Regions from separate parts of the Homo sapiens genome. Here region 2 is linked to region 1. A link is an interaction called in ENCODE POLR2A ChIA-PET data of the cell type or tissue named here. Cell type or tissue: PC-3. All regions are shown on one strand. Links, peaks and the distances in the headings refer to the core of each region. The heading gives the core; the rest is flanking DNA. Region 1 has its middle 37 kb from the start of MIR548H5. Region 2 overlaps ENPP1 (ectonucleotide pyrophosphatase/phosphodiesterase 1).

What was found. ChIA-PET counts read pairs that join two places held together with the same protein. Peaks named below come from ENCODE experiments on the same cell type or tissue, not always from the same donor. Only the 100,000 strongest peaks of a DNase experiment are listed, where the experiment ranks them.
Region 2: POLR2A ChIA-PET joins it to region 1 with 5 read pairs; 4 of 35 experiments call an interaction of 5 or more read pairs at or near these places.

Annotation. Positions count from the first base shown.
Region 1 is chr6:131,750,663-131,760,247 of GRCh38, forward strand. No RefSeq gene overlaps it. Among named protein-coding and RNA genes, the nearest start is that of MIR548H5, 37 kb to the right of the region's middle. In PC-3, for the core only: no CTCF peak of the experiment used is centred there; DNase peaks (open chromatin) are centred at 4,349, 5,159 and 5,669; H3K4me3 peaks cover 993 bases; H3K27ac peaks cover 3,899 bases.
Region 2 is chr6:131,811,356-131,820,940 of GRCh38, forward strand. The region is part of intron 1 of ENPP1 (ectonucleotide pyrophosphatase/phosphodiesterase 1); the gene reads left to right. It also overlaps the pseudogene SELENOKP2 and the pseudogene RN7SKP245. Among named protein-coding and RNA genes, the nearest start is that of ENPP1, 8.1 kb to the left of the region's middle. In PC-3, for the core only: no CTCF peak of the experiment used is centred there; no DNase peak of the experiment used is centred there.

The sequences.
Region 1 (9,585 bases), core at 1,599-6,598:
ATTTTCTAGTACAGAAAAAAAAATTCAGGATTATTTTGTACTTTCCCTGCACTAACTCTGGAATCAATTCTTCCTCCAAAATGCCCTGGTTCCATTTAGTGGGCACTGGTGCCCTAATTGCTTCTGGGGTATCATAACATCTAGGCATCTTCAGTCAACAAAAGTGGAATCTATATCTATGTCTCTTTGCCTATATCTATCATTGTGTTCATAAATACTGTAAACTTAAAGTAAAATCCTAAGTCTTCCACTGATAGAACAGACCCTCTGTGGCCAACAGGACCCCAGAAAAACCTTAAAACTGAGTTTCTGGCCACAGCCAGGAGAGAGGGGAGGTCAGACATGCCTCATTCTACCCACTCTCTTTCATGGTTTAGACACAATTGACCAGCATTAATGTTGAAATAGATATGGTAAGACTGACAGAACAGACTCTGTGGCAATAAGATACCAAATTATATACAAGACCAAAGGCCATGCCAGGCAAGGATGAAGTCATGCACCCTACACTTAAAGAATAAACTGCTCTATTTATTTATTTATTTATTTATTTATTTATTTATTTATTTAGAGATGGAGTCTCTCTCTGTCGCCTAGGCTGGAAGGCAGTGGTGCGATCTCAGCTCACGGCAACCTCTGCCTCCCGGGTTCAAGCAATTCTCCTGCCTCAGCCTCCTGAATAGCTGGGATTACAGGCACATGACATTACACCTGGCTAATTTTTGTATTTTTAGTAGAGACAGGGTTCCACCATGGTGGGCCAGGCTGGTCTCGAGCTCCTGACCTCGTGATCCACCCGCCTTGGCCTCCCAAAGTGCTGGGATTACTGTCGTGAGCCACCTCGCCCAGCCTAGAATAAACTGTTCTAACTGCCACAAGGGTTTTTCTGGTTTGTTTGTTTTGTTTTTTCTCTCAAGCACAGGCTTTGAGATAAGCAATATTAAAACAATGACAACTCGTCTCACTGACACTGACTAACAGAACCACTGTTCCACCAGCTATAACTACAGCTTTGATTGGACAAGGGCCTGATTTCAGTAACTTTCTTCTGATAGGGAGACCACCGACCACGGACTGGTTCTGACTGGTTTACAGAGGTTGCTCACTTGTGTGACTTTGTAACCTGAAAAGATCTTTCGATGTATAGGGCCCAACTGTAATACATTTGACAAGAACGGGTGCATTCAAGGTGGTATGGCCGTAGACATAACTGTAATACTTTTGAATGTTAAGTCTCCACCCACAAGTGAACATGGGTTATATGTTACATGCAGATTTGCTCAATACACATGTGTCAGGACCACCTTCATGAATATTTACAGCTTCTCCCATAACCTGTTAAATATGTATTTTTAGCCAGCCTCTTCAGCATAAAACTACTACTCCAATCTTTCCTGCTTTGAAGTGCTTGTCTGGTCTTAGCTAGAGGAATATTTCCCATCCTGTGGGGTGACCATTTTGCAGGCTGTAACCATTTACAAAAAATAAAGTCTTTTCCAAACTCACAGATTTGTGATTTTTTTAAAGTTAACACCACATGAATAAAAACCATGAATTCAATTATAATCCAATATTGCATAGTTTTTCTAACAACTTTCTATTTTATAATTGTATCTTCCTTCTCCAATAGTGAGAAATTTGGTTCCCAAAATCGTCAATATATTTATTCATATGCTCCAATACACGGAGAGTAAGAATTGCAGACTAACACCACTTAAAGAAGGAAATCTACCAAGTAGAATGCAAGAAGTGTTTCTAGGCTAAGAACTTGGTCAGAATATTGTTCCAGAATTATTTGGACTTGTTTTTCCCCCTTCAGTGTAGTTACATTATTCATTTGAAATATAGTACTGCTCATTTGTTTCTATTTATATTCTGTTAAGGAGTTTCCCCAACCTTGTTGAGTCACGTTTATTTGTTTTAGTGTATAAAATATTAACGATTTTAAAAGCCAAAATTAGATGAAAAGTGACACTCAGAAGAAGTGTCCTCCCTCCACTCTTTCTTTTTCCATCCACCCTGTGTTTACGACCAACATCATTTGTTTCTGGTTAATCATTTCTGTATTTGTTTTTGCAAAAATAGGCAGATAGATATATTTTTCTTATTTTCCTTTTTTATGCAAAAGAGGCATACTATATATTCCTTTTGAACTTTTTTTTTTAATATCTTTTTTATTTTTTATTTATTTTTTTTGAGACAGGGTCTTGCTCTGTTGTCCAGCCTGGAGTTCAGTGGCTCAAATAGGACTCACTGCAGCCTCGACCTCCTAGGCTCAAGCAATCCTCCTGCCTCAGCCCCCCGAGTAACTGGAACCACAGGCATGTGCCATCACACTTGGCTAATTGTTTTTTTTTTAATTTTGTGTCGAGACAAAGCCTCACCATGTTGCCCAGGCTGATCTCAAACTCCCCTGAGCTCAAACAATTCTCCTGCCTCGGCCTCCCAAAGTGTTGGGATTACACCACGCCTGGGTTTCTTTCACACTTTTTGAAAAACTTGACAGTATATCCCAGAAGTCACTCCATACACATAGGTCTTCCTCATCCTAGTTTATTGCTGCATAGTACTCCATTGTGTAGATGTATCATTTCATTACATCAGTCTCTTATGTAAAAGCTTTTAGGTTGTTTCCAACATTTTGTAACTACAAATATCCAGCAATGAATATTATATATATGCAGTTTTGCATTATTGAAAGTGTATCTTCTGGGCAAGTTCCTAGAAGTGGGTAAACATATATTGTGGTTTCATTTTAGAAAAAATAAAAGTCCTATATTGGCACAACCGTAATTCTTAAATTGGTGTACTTAAAATTTTAATTCACTGAAAATAATTTATTTTTCTTAATTATAAAAGTAATACATATTCATTGTAAGACTATCCGAAATGTGTATATATATCTATATTTATATATGCAAATATTTAAATCACACATAATCCCACAAGCAATGATTACAATGACTATATCCTATTAATACATGACTCTTGGGTATATCTCTTCTTTGAAATGCAGTGTTTTAATATGGGATTTGGGGAAATGTCAATTCATGTTACTTTGGTTCAGTGTTTTTTCCTCAGGGGAATTTCAAATTTTTCAGAAAATACTTGTGTCTTGAATATTTAGAAAATTTATTCTAGTGGAAAGTGTAACTTATCAGAGCAAAAGGAAATTACTGCTTGACATTTCAATAAATGCCTTAAGTTTTTACAAATTACCCAAGACATGTGTAGCTGAGAATTAATGTAGAATCATGCAGGTGTTGTTAAGAATCCATAATGTCAGCTTCCAGCACCAATCATCACCTGACTCAAGTTGTTTTTTGACTTTCAGGTGATAGAACTATCCCAAGCAATGTAATTCCCTTTCCTTTTTATTCTGATAACAATGAAATATGTAATAAGCCAAATTTTTGACAAGTGCTTTTCATGTAGATGAGCATTTAATACAACAGAACTGCTTGCTTTTGAATAGAGGGAACCACATATTACTGCAATTTTCAATTGTATGTATTTTGGGAGACAGGCATATAAGAGGGATATTTTTGTGAATTCCAATGTTACTGAATCAAGGATTACAATGAATTCTTGTTGGTAGAAAGGGGACTTTCTAACGCAAGTGAGGTCAGCTAAGATCTTGGGAGCAGACTTGGAAAGAAGGGAAATTCTCAACATTGGCTTATATTCCAGATGTAGTTTAAATTCTGAAATTTTATTTTTATGCATTTTTTGATCTTTCAGGGTATTTAGAGCCATAGTCAGGATTAAGAAGGCTCTGGGTCTGTTCTTCTAGAAAATGTCACAAACAAATGAATTTTCTGGGCAAGTGGAAACCTGCTTCCCCTGCTGGTAGGTAGGGTCAGGTAGCTAGAGGGGGATAAACTGGATAAAGGGGTGCACCTATTCATGGGCTAAGGATTCACCTCTAGCCACTAATTTAGCTGGAATTTAGTCTAAGAGAGTCCATCAGTGTTTGGTCATTTTAGAACCAGTAAATGAAGATTTTAGGAGTCTGTGTTTATGCTTACAAATTGGGCTGATCTTGATGTAAACTCCATCTGGTTTTGGCACTTGAGTTTATGTCCAAATTATATTTGGGTTCTTTGAAAATCCTCTTCCCCTAGGGAAATCTCTTTCCTTCCTCCGCCCCGTCCCCACCCCTGTATCACCACTACTCTCCCACCACCACTTGTCATTTGTTTACTTTGGGAGGGCTGGTCATGGGAATGGAAACAGGACATAAACTCTAACAGTTTTCAAAAACACAAACAAGGCTGTTTGAAGAAAGGACTTCCTCTTTACACAGCATCCCTAGCAGACCACAATCTCTCCTTCAATCAGTGGACTCACGCTTGAACAAACTTCCAGACAGGAACAAACCTCAGCCTTCCAATGACAGAGAATCCATGCAATTCAGACTTATCCCAAACCCACAGGATAAACTTAGCTGGATAACAACTCATAGTAAAGGGCAACACTGGACTTAGAGCTAGGCTGGTTCTGTTATCCTAACATACCGTGTTTACTAAGGTGTAGACATTCGTAGGTCTAGGAGAAAGCTGGAGAGGCCAGCAAGTCCATTTCTTAAGGACTAAATAAATAACATTCTGTTAACATTGTTCATACGTTTATAATGTCAGTCTCTGAGACTTTACAACAGTTTTCGTATTCCTGAAATTAAGAAAATATGTGTAATGATTAACACAACGACTTCCTCCTGTCTTGTCTCCTTAGAGTGATAACCACAAAGTTTGTTTATAATCGTCTCCTAAGGAATCATCTGCTCTCATTTGAGTGTTAGAAGGCAGTAGAGTATTGATAAGAGCATGGGTTCCTAAGTTATAGACACCAAGGTTTAAATCCTGTCTTCCTAGCTGTGTGATCTGGAACAGGTTCCTTAAACTCTACAATTTGGTTTTCTCTTCTGCAAAAAGGGGATCATTTAATACCTACCTTAGAGAGTTGTTGCAAGGATTTGATAACTTACTAGATATAAACTGTGTCCATCAGAGGCTGCCATGTGGTAGCATTATCCTCTCTCAGGCATATATAAAGCACACTTTTTGAATTAACCAGGCAATTCCGCTCCACTTGGGTTTACACACAAGTGATTCAAATTTGTGGATTGTGTCAGGTTGATCTTTGCCCTATGATTTGGAGGTTTGACTTCCATATTTCCTGCCAGATGAGTTAGTCACATTAATAGCATCCTTCATCATGGTTTGTGGTTGCCCCGATCTTTAAATTTGGTCGGCCTCTATTACAATCCCCATTTATTGGTTAGGTCCCAGGATATTTTTATCCTGTGGCCACATTAACAATTTTAAAAAAAAGGAAGCATGGCATGGTCAGCATTGTTACTTTTGGATATTGACAAAGAACTGCAACAGATTGGCCACAGTGGCTCAGATCAATAGGCCGTGGCAGTAGATACATCCTCCAAATCTGTCTAAATCTCATCTCAGAAAATGGGCTTAGCTTGCAGAGATTTCATCATCAACTCTCACCTCAGATTCTGACATCAGCCTTTTACAGCATTTAAGCAAAGTTTTCCACAAATTGAGAGCAGAAATTTAGAATTAAATCTTCAGTTGATTACTTTGATATAAGAGAGTTCATCAAATGACTCACTGTCTTCCTCTCTTGCTATCTCTGAATCTGGAACCAACTGTCTTCTGTAGTCATACAGTCATTCTGTAGTCTTGAAAGACTAGACATGTCTTGCCTATTCAAGATCTCGTTAAATCTATTTATTCAGTGAATGTTTATTGAGCTCCTTTTATGTTACAGACACTGTTCTGGGGGCTTTGGATAATCAAGGAACAAACTCGACAAAGATCCTTGCCCCTTACGGCCTTATATTCTAGCAGGGAAGACACAGTAAACAACAGGTATAGCAAATAAGAAAATTAAATTATGTGTGTTAGAAAGTGATAAATGCAGCCAGGCGCGGTGGCTCACACCTGTAATCCTAGCACTTTGGGAGGCCGAGACGGGTTGATTGCCAGAGCCCAAGAGTTCGAGACCGGCCTGGACAAGACGGTGAAACCCTGTCTCTACTAAAATACAAAAAAATTAGCCAGGAGTGGTGACGTGCGCCTGTAATCCCAGCTACTCTGGAGGCTGAGACAGGAGAATCACTTGAACCCAGGAGGTGGAGGTTGTAGTGAGCCGTGATCGCGCCATTGCACTCCAGCCTGGGTGACAGAGGGAGACTCCGTCTCAAAAAACAAAAGCAAAAACAAACAAACAAAAAGTGCTAAATGCCACAGAAGAGAAAAGGAGAAGTAAATAAGAGTAAAAAGAAGCTGTGTAGTCCCAGCTGCTCCAGAGGCTGAAGTGGGAAGATCACTTGAGCCCAAGAGGTCTAGGCTGCTGTGTGCCATGATTGTGCCACTGCACTCCAGCCTGGGTACCACAGCGAGACCTTGTCTCCAAAGAAAGAAAGAAAGAAAGAAAAATTGAATGTAGTGATGTTGTGAAGTGTAGGTTGCAAGAAATATTAAGCAGAGCACTCCGGGGAGACCTCTTTGAGATGCTGAAATCTGAGCAAAGATTTAGAGGAGGCAAAGTGTTAGCCAGGCTGATATATGGGGAAGCAGTCAACACAGGGACATGCACTGTGTTCAAGGAGCAGTAGAAGCCGGCACTGCTGTTAGAACACATTTCTTTTCCTCTCAGACCTCTTATAACCATTTCCTAAGATCCATCTCAAGAATAAGAAAGTAGGCTGTGTTCAGTGGCTCATGCCTGTAATCCCAGCACTTTGGGAGACGGAAGCAGCAGCAGCGTTTGAGGCCAGGAGTTGAGACCAGCCTGGGCAACATGGCAAAACCAATCTCTATTAAAAATATGCACACTCACACACACACACAAATTCGTTGGGCATGGTGGCGCACTCCTGTAATCCCAGCTACTCAGGAGGCTGAGGCACTAGAATCGTTTGAACCCGGGAGGCAGAGGTTTCAGTGAGCCAAGATGTTGCCACTGCACTCCAACTTGGGGCAATAGAGGAACAGAGGAAGACTGTGCCTCAAAAAAAAAAAAAAAAAAAAAGGTAAGAAACTAGATAGAGGGGAATTTATTTTCTAAAATTACAATCAACTAAAAAAAGTGTTCAGATTTTGTGGGGGTTTTTTGTTTGTTTTCTAGTTAGCAAAAACAAGTCTATTGGCAATAAACCCAAGTATAACTGCATTTTACACATTTTATAGTATTAGGATACCATATGAAATTGTCATTTTTGTAAGTCCAAAACTCTTGAATACTGTCAATTGCATGTGTTTTGTACCTTAACCTCAGAACTTCTGATGACACTATTTCTCTTAAAATTAAAGCGTATATATCACATTTATTATTTTTGAAATTATTATAGACTCACAGAAAATTGAAAAAAATAGCACAAAGAGCCCAGTATACCCTTTAGCTAGCTTCCCCCACTAGTAACATGTTACATGGCTGTGGTAAAATATCAAAACCAGGACATGTCACTGGTACAATACTGTTAACAAGTCTACAGACCTTTCTCAGATTCCACAAGTTTTTACATGCACTCATAAGATATTACTTTTTAAAGTTTACACAACCAACTTTTTTTAAGCAACTCTGAAAGTAGGCACAGATGCAGCAAGTAAGGTTCAGAGAATTTAGAATATTGTTTTTAGTCTAGTGTATCGTCCCCCTCTGTGCAGAGTATGGGATGGCCAATAGGGTGAAACCAACTGGATTTAAGGCTCTTTCTGAAAACTTTTCTTTCTGGGACCTGAACTATTCCCATAGGAGAGGTGATAAATTCTTCCAATTCTTTATGCCTCTTTTGAATTGTATATATTCCCAAGAGATTAATGCGTTCAATTCTTAGTTTTGTTTTTCTGGGATATGGAGAGATAATGTTTGCACAAGTGCTGTGGGTAAAGCTTCGAGGATAAGATGCTGATAATGGAATGATCAGCAAAATGGCAGACTGGAACTCTCCAGGGCAAATACTCTCTCCTCCCTCCCATATTTTCTGCAGGGGAGCTGTATTCATTAGGTATGTCTGGGACAACCATGGAATGTGCCTGCCTCAGACAGGATGGCTGATATTTTAAGAAACAATGGCTAAAAAAGAGATCAAATATTAAAATCTGAAATTTCCTTGTCTTTATTTAAAAATAAGAATAACTTAGATAATATGCAAATATAAATTTTGAAACCCCAAAACAGCAAGGTGAAAGTGGAAAATAAAACTATCCTGTGTTTCAAAAGGCAATTAAAGAAAAACAGCACACCACACTGTAAGACTGGAAACCAGTTGTCTGGAGGTTTTAGCAGTGCCAATGAGTAGAGAAAAGTTTCCATATAATTCAATAACCAAGTAGAGTCAGAGTGACTCAAGACTTGTCTGGAGTTTAGACTTATTTGACGGAAACTTCGTAGGGCAGGTTTTCCTCTTTCGCCAATTTGACTTTACAAGCCAAGGCCCACATACTTGGAAACAGTAACTGGACAATTACTAAATGGTTGCTGAGTGATGGAGTAAATAGTTGGAAAAAAGTTTGAATTTGGATTCATGACAGCTATCAGATAAGTCTTATTCGCATGTTCAAGACAGTTTTATATGCTATTAGGACACACTGCTGTTGAAGAAGAAGTAGAAATTGTCTCTGTATTTTCAATTAAAATTCAACTTAATCAAATGTGTTATACAAACGTATATAGAGGAAAGGCTTTTTTAGAGTTTTCAAAAAGTTTTTTTAAAAATACTTGCATTGGAGGTCCATGTGTTTGCAGAAACTACTGTCATGGGCATTTACAATTATTTTATTTATTTGATTGTATATATTTAAGGTGTACAACATGATATTTTGATATGCATATACATAGTGAAATGCTTACTAGAGTCAAGCAAATTAACATATCCATCATCTCACATAGTTGCCCTTTTTTTTCTTGGTAGCCAGAGCATCTAAAATCTACTATTTTAATAAAAATCCTCAATTTTAAGAGGCCATACAGGTGAAGGCTGTCACACAGAGGGAACTTAAGTCAAAAATCCCAGTCCCATCACTTAGGACTTCAGGGCTGTCCAGACCATTGTCATCAGAAACCAAAACTCAGGGAAAGGACAGGCTGAGGCTGAAAGCAGAGCTGAGAGAGTCCCTGTCACTTTCATATTGTATATCTATCCCTATGTGTTTATGGATATATAACCCTTTTGTATATTTACCCATCTGATAAAAATTACATTCTCTTTGCTGCAGAATTTCACCACAACCACACCTCCCACCCTTACTCACACACACACACACACACACACACACACACACACACACAGTTGTGCTGGGTAAATATTGTAAATATTGTGATAAATTGCTTTAGACGGAGGGTAAAACATATTCAGGGGTCAGACTTGACTAACACTAGATAGTGATTGTTGTGTTTTCTGGTTTGTTTTTGCTGTGGGGGTGATGGATGTTGTCTGTGGCGGGCATTGTTGGCTACATGCCTGGGTTTCTTTTTCAGTAACTGAGGAATCAAGTCAAAGGCTAGATTTGAATGTCAGCACAATATACAGGATTTTTGAGAGAAAGGAGTTTGGAGGCA
Region 2 (9,585 bases), core at 1,718-6,717, 61 kb after region 1:
ATATATCTATATCTATATCTATATATCTATATCTATATCTATATCTATATCTATATCTATATCTATATCTATATCTATATATATGTAGAGAGTCCGTTTGGCTCAAGTTTGAGGACTGCAACCCAGGAGCATAGATTCAAGTTGCCCTGAGTAGATGCTCCTATTAGCAGCAGTTACAAATGGGTTTTTAAAGGAAAAAGGAAGAGGCAGTTCCTAAGTTGTTTATCAAGCATTCATGTTACAATAACGAGCTATTGGTTGGCTATACATTGTTCTTTGTATCACACATTCCAGGAACATGAAGATAGTGGGTGAGGCAGCTGTCAGGAACAAAATGCTTTTAAAGAATTGCCCCTGGGAATGGGTGCAGTGATGTGACTGAAGTCCCATGCTCATGTCCCTCTGGGCCTGATAAATTTTGCATAGTTCGCATATCTCAGACTGCTCTGAGCAATTTTTCTTTCTCATTTCCTCCTTTTAATAAAAATCTTTCTCTTCTTAAAATACTGATGATCAACGTTTTGGATGTAAGTTTGTCCCACATTGCTGGGAAGGCTCATTTCCGGATAGTCTTGTCCCATGTCAGAGGGAATGAGATGGGCAGAAGTACTATCACTTAAAAACTTAGTGAGGTTCCAAGGCTGAATTGGTAGGCAACAATTCAGGGATTGGATTGAAAAATAAGGGGACAGAGCAGCGGGATTTCAGGTCATTCACTTACACTGGAGTTGAGGTATGTTGGGTCATTTCTAAGCATCTAGCTATTATGATGAGTTTTTTGTTATAGAATTTTGTGGTAGACTTTAGACATCTAGAAATACAAAGCATAATCAATTTAAGAATCAAAAGGATGACACAAATAAGGACAATTATCAACAAAACAACTTGAAATACAAATATGAAAAGTGTTCCTATTCCTGAAGGTAACCAAATGAATATTTTAATCCACTTCTTGTCCTGGTCTAAAGAACAAAGTGTTGAAGATCTCCACTGAGGAAGATGTCCACTTAGGCAGGGTAGCCTGATATTGGCCCTTCTAACGTGGCTAGGAGTCCTTTATTTGATGGTATTTTCTATTAAACAAAATCTTCCAGGTTGGAGACCATGATCTTTGATGTTTTTGTCTCCTAAGAGCTTGCTGTTAAAAGAATCCTTAATTAATTTAGAATTTTCAGTGAGAAACTTATAAGGCCTTGACAATAGTGAAGAGTATCACCTTGTTAATGGAAAAACCAAACTCTGTAAAATATTTTAAAGAGCTTTATCCTGAGCCAAGATGAGTGACTGTGGCTCGGGGAAACACTTTCTCAAGGAGTCCTGAGAATGTGCACCTGAGGCAGTTGGATTACTGTGTGTTTTTATATATTTCAGGGAGGCAGGAGTTACTGGCAAAGACATAAATCAGTACATGAAAGGTATACATTGATTCCATATGAAAAGGTGGGATATCTTAAAGCAAGGGCTTACAGGTTATTTATTCAGCATATTCAGAGATTTTTTTTTTGAGACAGTCTTGCTCTGTTGCCCAGGCTAGAGTGCAATAGCACAATCTCGGCCCACTGCAACCTCCCGCTCCTGGGTTCAAGCGATTCTTCTGTCTCAGCCTCCCAAGTAGCTGGGATTACAGGCACACACCACCACTCCTGGCTAATTTTTTTGTATTTTAGTAGAGACAGGGTTTCACTTTGTTGCCCAGGCTGGTCTTGAACTCCTGAGCTCAGGAATTTCACCCACCTCAGCCTCCCAAAGTGCTATGATTATAGGCGTGAGCCACTTTGCCCGGTGATTCGGAGATTCTTTAATTTGCAATTGATTAAAGGAGTAAGGCTCTGTCTAAAACTTGGAATCAACAGAAAGGGCTGTTGTGGCTGTGTGTGATGGCTCATGCCTGTAATCCCAGCACTTTGGGAGGCTGAGGCAGGTGGGATCATTTGAGGTCAGGAGTTCAAGACCAGAATGACCAACATGGTGAAACCCCTTCAAAAAAAGGGTGAAACCTCTTTTTTTGTAAAAATACAAAAAAAATTAGCAGGGCATGGTAGTACATGCCTGTAGTGCCAACCACTTGGGAGGCTGAGGCAGGAGAATCGCTTGAACCTGGGAGGCGGAGGTTGCAGTGAGCCGAGATTGCACCATTACACTCCAGCCTAGGTGACAGAGCAAGACTCTGTCTCAAAAAAAAAAAAGGGATGTTGTAAGTTAAGCATGATGCTATGTAGCAAAATTGATGGGTGTGCAGACATGACTTAACCCTCCCCTTGCATACCCTTAAGGTCTTGTTTATAACTTGGTGTCTTATTGCCACAGAGACGTTTTCGCGGTCTTATTTCTATTGTAACATTAATGCTGGTCAATTGTTACGCCTCAACTCCAAAAGGGAGGGAGTAGAATTAAGTGCGTTTGACCTCTCTTCCTATTTTGACTGAGAGCTCAGTTTTTGAGGTTTCTCTGGGGTTTCCTTGGCAGAGAGTGGGTCCACTCAGTTGGTCGAGGGCTTTGGATTTTATTTTTAGTTTACAACTTTTCAGGAGAGCTGGTTCGTAGTCTCCTTCATCCAGGTGCATGGATCTTTCCATTCTTATTTCAAAAGGAGAAAGCTGATGTTTTCCAAGCAGGGTAGAATGTAAGTTAAGCAAATGGAAGAGCCTTAGGCCAGGGAAGGTTAAAGCTTTCTGTAAGCTTTGCCAATTAACTTTTCATGATTCCATTTATTTATTCTTCCACTCTGGAAGACTGAGTGTGGTTTGCACAATGGAAATGCCGATCCATCCAATCTCAATGAGCTTCAACCACACAAGATAAGATTTCTGGCGGAGCATAGAGGCTAATGCCTGAAATCCCAGAACTTTGGGAGGCTGATGTGGGAGGATTGCTTGAGCTCAAGAGTTCACGACCTACCTGGGCAACAGAGTGAGACCTCATCTCCACAACATGTGGTAGGACTTCCAAAAATGGAGAATGCAATGAGTTCATGCTGGTACCAAGCACTGATTTTAGAGAAAAACACCAGGTGGTGGTGGGAAGTCACTGTGAATCCTGCTGACCTAAAGAAAAAAAAAACCAAGGCAAAATTAATGTAATTATAGAGCTTTATTTGGGCCAAGTTTGAGGAATACAACCCAGGAGCATAGATTCAAGTTGCCCTGAGTATATGCTGTGAAAGACTTCTTTATAAGAGGCAGAAGCTGGCATTATTTGAGATTTGGGTGTAAAAATTATAATTCAATTAGCTTCCTTTTCCTTCCCTTATGATCCATTATCTTAACTCTAGAATATGGAAGGAAGAATGTTCAAGCTAAGTCTCTGCTCTTAATCAGACTTGGAGTTGACATTGCTCCTTTGGTTTATAAAATTTGTTATCTGTCCAGCCATAGTTGAACATTTTAATTTCAGAATAACCAGAGCATCTTAAGAGGCCAGAGAAGTGTTCTCTGTGTCCCTTATGGTATTTGTTTCACATGTTCTAATAAAATACATAAAGGATTCCTAGGAACCCAAGACTGTTGTTTTTACTATTAGGCAGAGGATAGTACCTGACACTCAATGTCAGCTTTTAATTGCTTGAATGAATGTACTGCATTTTTTGTTAGACTGAGCCACACTTTGATTTGGAAAAGGGGAAGATGGGAAGACTAAATACACAAGCAGGGACCCATAGGGTCTGTGATGGTCAGGAATCCACATAGAGATGACACTTGGGTATAAATTCAGGGGTAAGATTAAAACTGGGATATAATTTTATTTGGGTATAGGGAGATGGAGGAGATAGTGAAGGAACAGAAGTACCCAACTAAGGTGAAGGTGCCTAAGAAGAAGGCAGACGGGGCCTCTGTGATAACGTGGATTCAGAATCAGAAATCTAGTCAGTGAACATTCTCTCAGGTACAGACACTCCAAGTGTGGCAGTCGGCATGTATGAAGGAGAGCCTCCTTCACTTACACCAAGGCCTCTTTGGTTTTGATAACTTTGCTGCCACACCCTGAATTCAGTCTTTGTGATTCTTCGCTCTTCTTCAGCATTGCTTTCTGTCCCTTCTTTTCTTCTGCCTTGAATCTTGTTCTGGTATTTCTTTTTCACCATTTGTAGCTCAGCTGTTTCCACTCCATGTTGTCTCTTTCTCAGGGATACGTAGCTACTGTTTCAAAAGCACTTTGCTAATTTCTATTTCACTTGTTTAGTTAACTTTGGACACTCAGTTTTGTCATCTCCTGCCCCCATCATATCCTAATCATGACTCTGAAGAAAATCCTTGGTGGTCACATTGAGAGACCTTATGTGTTCTGTATAATAAAGAACTGGGGGCCATTAACCTTTCTAGAGCATTTACAGAAATTTTTATCTATCAGCCTTTTTTTTTTTTTTGAAACGGAGTTTCACTTTGTAGTGCAGGCTGAAGTGCAGTGGAGTGAACTTGGCTCACTGCAACCTCTGTCTGCCTCCCGGGTTCAAGTGATTATCCTGCCTTAGCCTCCTGAGTAGCTGGGATTACAGGCGCACACCACCACACCTGGCTAATTTTTTTTTTTTTTTTTTTTTGTATTTTTAGTAGAGACAGGGTTTTGCCATGTTGGCCAGGCTGGTCTCGAACTCCTGACCTCAAGTGATCTGCCCGCCTCGGCCTCCCAAAGTGCTGGGATTACAGGCGTGAGCCACCACGCCCGGCTGTATCAGCTTTTCATCTTCATCCAGCTGACTCTTTTTATCTTAAGTAGCAATGTTAAAGGTAAATGAAAATAGTTTCATATTCAATTTTGCTCTCAAGTTTGATGACTACCATTGTAAAATATTTGTGTGACATTTAAGATACAGCAAATGTATTTCATCTATATTGTGGCCTTTTTGTACAAGCCAGAGAACTTTATCATGATTTATAACTTCTTTTTTTTTCTTACTATGGGGAGAGGCATTTAAGTTCCAGACAACTTAGGAACAAATAAGCATTTGGAATACAACTTGTAATTAGAGATCTGCTTTTGGTTAAAATAAGCATGCCTCCATCAACCATAAAATACCCCCCAAACAAGAAAAAATAAACAAGAAACCTTTTAGCAAATGAGCTCAGGGCCGAACATAGATTACTCTTCTAAGCATAAATCTTGTGCAACAAAACCTGATACTCAGAATTCTGACCCAGCTCGAAAATCCCTTGTCATCGGATAAAAACTAAGTTATGCATTTACCAAGGAAAGACAATGTAGGAACACATTTAAGGTTTTTCAAAAGAGTGACCAGAATGTTCAGTTAAATATTAACGGGAAGACTATTTTCTGAGTATTCTAGTTATCTGAGATTTAGTTGCAAGAATTAAGATATCTGTAGTGTCTTTGAAAAATTATTTTTACCTTTTTTTACTTTTAGTTTTTAGAAGAGGTGTTGGTAGAAGTGTAGGTGGTAGAAGTTTAGATGGTTATAATCATTTTTGTAGCACTTGGCAGCTTTAAAAAGCATTTCCCATATATTTTTGATTGATCCTCAATACTCAACAACTGTGAAATAGGAAAGTATGATGACAGTCAATTCTGCTTTACAGATAAGGAATCTGAGGCTCAGTCAGGGATTCAGTCAGGTTTCCATGCAGACATTATTGTGCATAAAAACCACCTGGGAAGTGTTAAAGACAGAGATTCCTAGGCTCCAATCTCAGTGATTATGATTTAATAGATTTGGAATGGACCCAAAGAATCCTCACTTTTTAACAAGCACCTCAAGTTATTCAGATGTAGGTGGTTGATTTACTCTACTTCTAGCAACAATGGGCTAAATTTATAGGCAAAAGCCACACCATTAGTACATAATAGACTATGATGGTAACTGGAAGGACTTTTATCTACAGATTTTTATCACGGACTAATAGCTAATGCCATCCCATTCATTTGCTAAATGTTATATCCTATTCATCAAGCTTGGCCTGCTGTTGGGTTTCCAACTCTCCTTTGCCTGCTTCAGTATAACAATGTGTAATTAGAACCTAAGAAATTTCTGGTGTGGTGATGCTAAAGCTTGCCTCTATATTGAGATATATATGTGTCTTTGGTAGTTCAGTGATGAGATTTTCCTGGGTGGAAGCCAAAATTAGTGCACTTTATTAGTGTGAAGTCAACAATCAGCTGTTTCTGGGAGCTTCCAAAGTAGGTATACTTTTGGGAAATTGTGCTTTTCTTCTTAGTTTGAGTTTCCTTCTTGGCTTATTTTGAAATGTAGTAGAATAGAAAAATAGAGAGTTTTGATAGAAAGTGATTTTGGGATGTGTGGTGGCTCATGCCTCTAAAGGAGACCGAGGCAGGAGAATCACTTGAGGCCATAATTTAAGATCAGCCTGGGCAATATAATGAAACCCCATGTCTATCTCTCTCTCTCTCTCAATCTCTCTCTGTCTCTCTTTCTTTCTCTCTCTCCATACACACACACACACACACACACACACACACACGTGTGTATGTACATATCTCCATATTTTATATATATGTATAATATGCATAAGAAAATCATTTTGGAGGAAGTAAATTGTCACAGCGAATTGTCACAAGTGTTTCTCATTTATGGATTGACCATTTTCTCACCGTATTTCAGGACTTTGCACAGACTTAGCTGGCAAACATCCTATAACAGGTGTGATTTGAGAGTCTTAAAAAAAAATCACTATCTTGGTTTTCAGGTGAATATTTTTGAGAAACTAGCTTGTTCCTAAAGATGTGTTTCCCGATCCCCCTCCTGCTTAGAAAGCTTTTTTTGACGTTAGCAAGCATCTGGGGGATCTTGATGCTCTCTTATGGTTAGAGAGAGAGAATTGAAAAGAAACTCAGTAGATTAAGACATTATTTGCCCTTTCACTGTGTTGACTTTTACACCGTGGTATTAAAGGAGTGATGGCACCTTAGCAGACGTCATTGCAATGACACCAATTGTACAAGTAGTCATGCACTTGCAATAAAAAAAAAGCCATTTCACTAAAAAGAACACCTTAGATGTTTTATTGCTTAGATGAAGCAATAAAAATGTCCTTGATGAGGCTGGTCGCGGTGGCTCACATTTGTAATCCTTGCACTTTGGGAGGCCGAGGCGGGTGGATCACGAGGTCAGGAGATCGAGACCATCCTGGCTAACACGGTGAAATGCCGTCTCTACTAAAAATACAGAAAAAATTAGCCGGGCATGGTGGTGGGCGCCTGTAGTCCCAGCTCCTTGGGAGGCTGAGGCAGGAGAATGGCATGGACCCAGGAGGCGGAGGTTGCAGTGAGCCGAGATCGTGCCACTGCACTCCAGCCTGGGTGACACAGCGAGACTCTGTCTCAAAAAAAAAAAAAATGTCCTTGATGAAGCAGATTTAATAATCTGAAACCTAGATTACCTGTCTTTTTGATATTCTATGTGACACAATTGGAAGTATGCATGTAGCATATCTGCTGCATACTGAAGTACTGTTTTCTAGAGGAAAAGCAGCTGTGCGGTTGTTTAAGTTGCAAGCTGAACTAATTTTTTTTCAAAGAACACCATTTTTATTTGAAAGAACTGACAAGCTTTTTATTTAGACTTATTTATTTGACATATTTTCTCAAAAATGAGTGATGTTAGCTTGTCCCTTCAAGGAAAACCTATGAAGCTATCAGCTGTCTATGATAAAATCTGAGCTTCCAAGCAAAAATTAGAATTTTGAAAAACTTGTATTTGCCATTTGAGTGTAACAGCTTCCTGATCCTTACACAAAATTGATGAAGATAGCGAGGAATGTGGTTTTTTTTCATGTTGTTTAATGACATGCGTTAACATTTGGAAGAATGATAGAACTTAGTGAACCAATATTTTCCAAAGGATGAGTGGATGATGTTACAAAATTATGCATTGGTATAATTTCCATTCAAAGTGCAAGATAGACTAATGGATTTTAATGTAACAGTATGTAAAGTTCAGTAATACCTTTTCCATTTTTATGCCATAATTTACTTCTTTCAAAAGACAAATATAAGATAAAAATTAATTCAAGAGCACAGATATATGCATTCTATCGAAATGAATACAATGTGATTTATAAATGAGAACAAATTACCAATGAACAGTATTTCAGAAGTTGAAAAGGTGACACTAAATGTTAAATACACAGCCTTTTAGTTATATTCTTCAGATTCAGTTTTTTTGTGAATTTAATATAAAGATGAGTTCATTTTGCAACCTAAAAATACTTACTTATTGAAACTATATTAATACTTTAATAAACTATACAAAAAAGATAATGAGACAAACGTGCATTTGTGGAACTGCATGTCAGTCAGCCAGTTCCCTGCAGAGGGAATTCCCAGCATTACCTCATTCATCTGTGAGAACACAGAGCAGTCCCTATTTAGACACACACATTTGTCTACTGCTCCAGCATGGCCAGCCCCCCACTTCTTGATGGTTTCTTTCTGCTATGAATATGCATGTCCAGTTGTCTGCTTCATAGAGCAGACATTTACCTTCCTCATCCACCAGCCATTGGAGGAGGACTGGGGCCACGCAAATGATTGATTCGACCAATTCTCTGGGGAGAGTTTCCCAGTGGCCCTCTTCCATCATCATATCTGGAATCAGATGAGTTTCCATAGCTTCTTTTTTTTTTTTTTCGCATCTTGCTGAAGCAGAGTTTTGAAAAGCAAAACCACAAACTCAGCTGTTCCCCATAAGAAATCTGTTATCAAAGATAATCTCCATGGAGACTGACTCCAGCTGTCCAGCACTTGTCCATTTGCGATGTAAACCATCTTGCCCCCCTTCCCTGCTTCGGAGCGACTGGTCATAGTTTAAGAGATTACTACTTTTAGAATTTTGGTGTGGTTTTAAAGAAGAATGTCCATAATCATCTGAAAAGGCATCTTAGGGTTGTTAGTAACTTTTAGAAGTATAATGGGATCCTGATAAGAAAAATTTCGTGAATATATTTACAAATATTTAGGAAATAGGTGTACATCCAGTAATATTTTCAGTAATATTTTTCAGAACTAGGGGATGTGAGGGCGATCTGGCTGTGACTTCTATCACCCCATTGATCGCCAGGGCTGATTTGGCTATCTGGCTGGCTAGGCGGGTGTCCCCTTCCTCCCTCACTACTCCACGTGTGTCCCTCCCGAAGATGTGCGCTCGGTTGAAGAAGATGACCATCTCCCATAGATGAGAACCAGTCTTTGGTCAAGGGTATATGAATAGGTGCACTCCCCTGCTAGAACCTCCAAACAAACTCTCAAGAACTAGGGAGAGGAGAGTGAAAATTAACCTAGTTACAATGATTGTATCCTTACATTCTTTTATAAATTTCAAAATACTTCTACATCTCCTACCTCATTAGTCCAAACCACAGCTCTGCTGTTATCCATCCCCATGTTAGAGATGAAAAAATCATGGCTCAGAGAAAGTTTGGAGACTTTCCAAGATCACAAAATCAATAATTCTGTTAATCTCATCTCTGTAGTTTATTGGTGAATAGTTTTGGAGTCAGACAAAATCAGGTTTAAATCCTGCTACGGTTACTAGCTGTTTGAATACAGACAAAAAAGTTTCCTAAATAGTACCACAACTGTAGCATAGAGACAAAATCATATTAGAGTGTGTTAGGA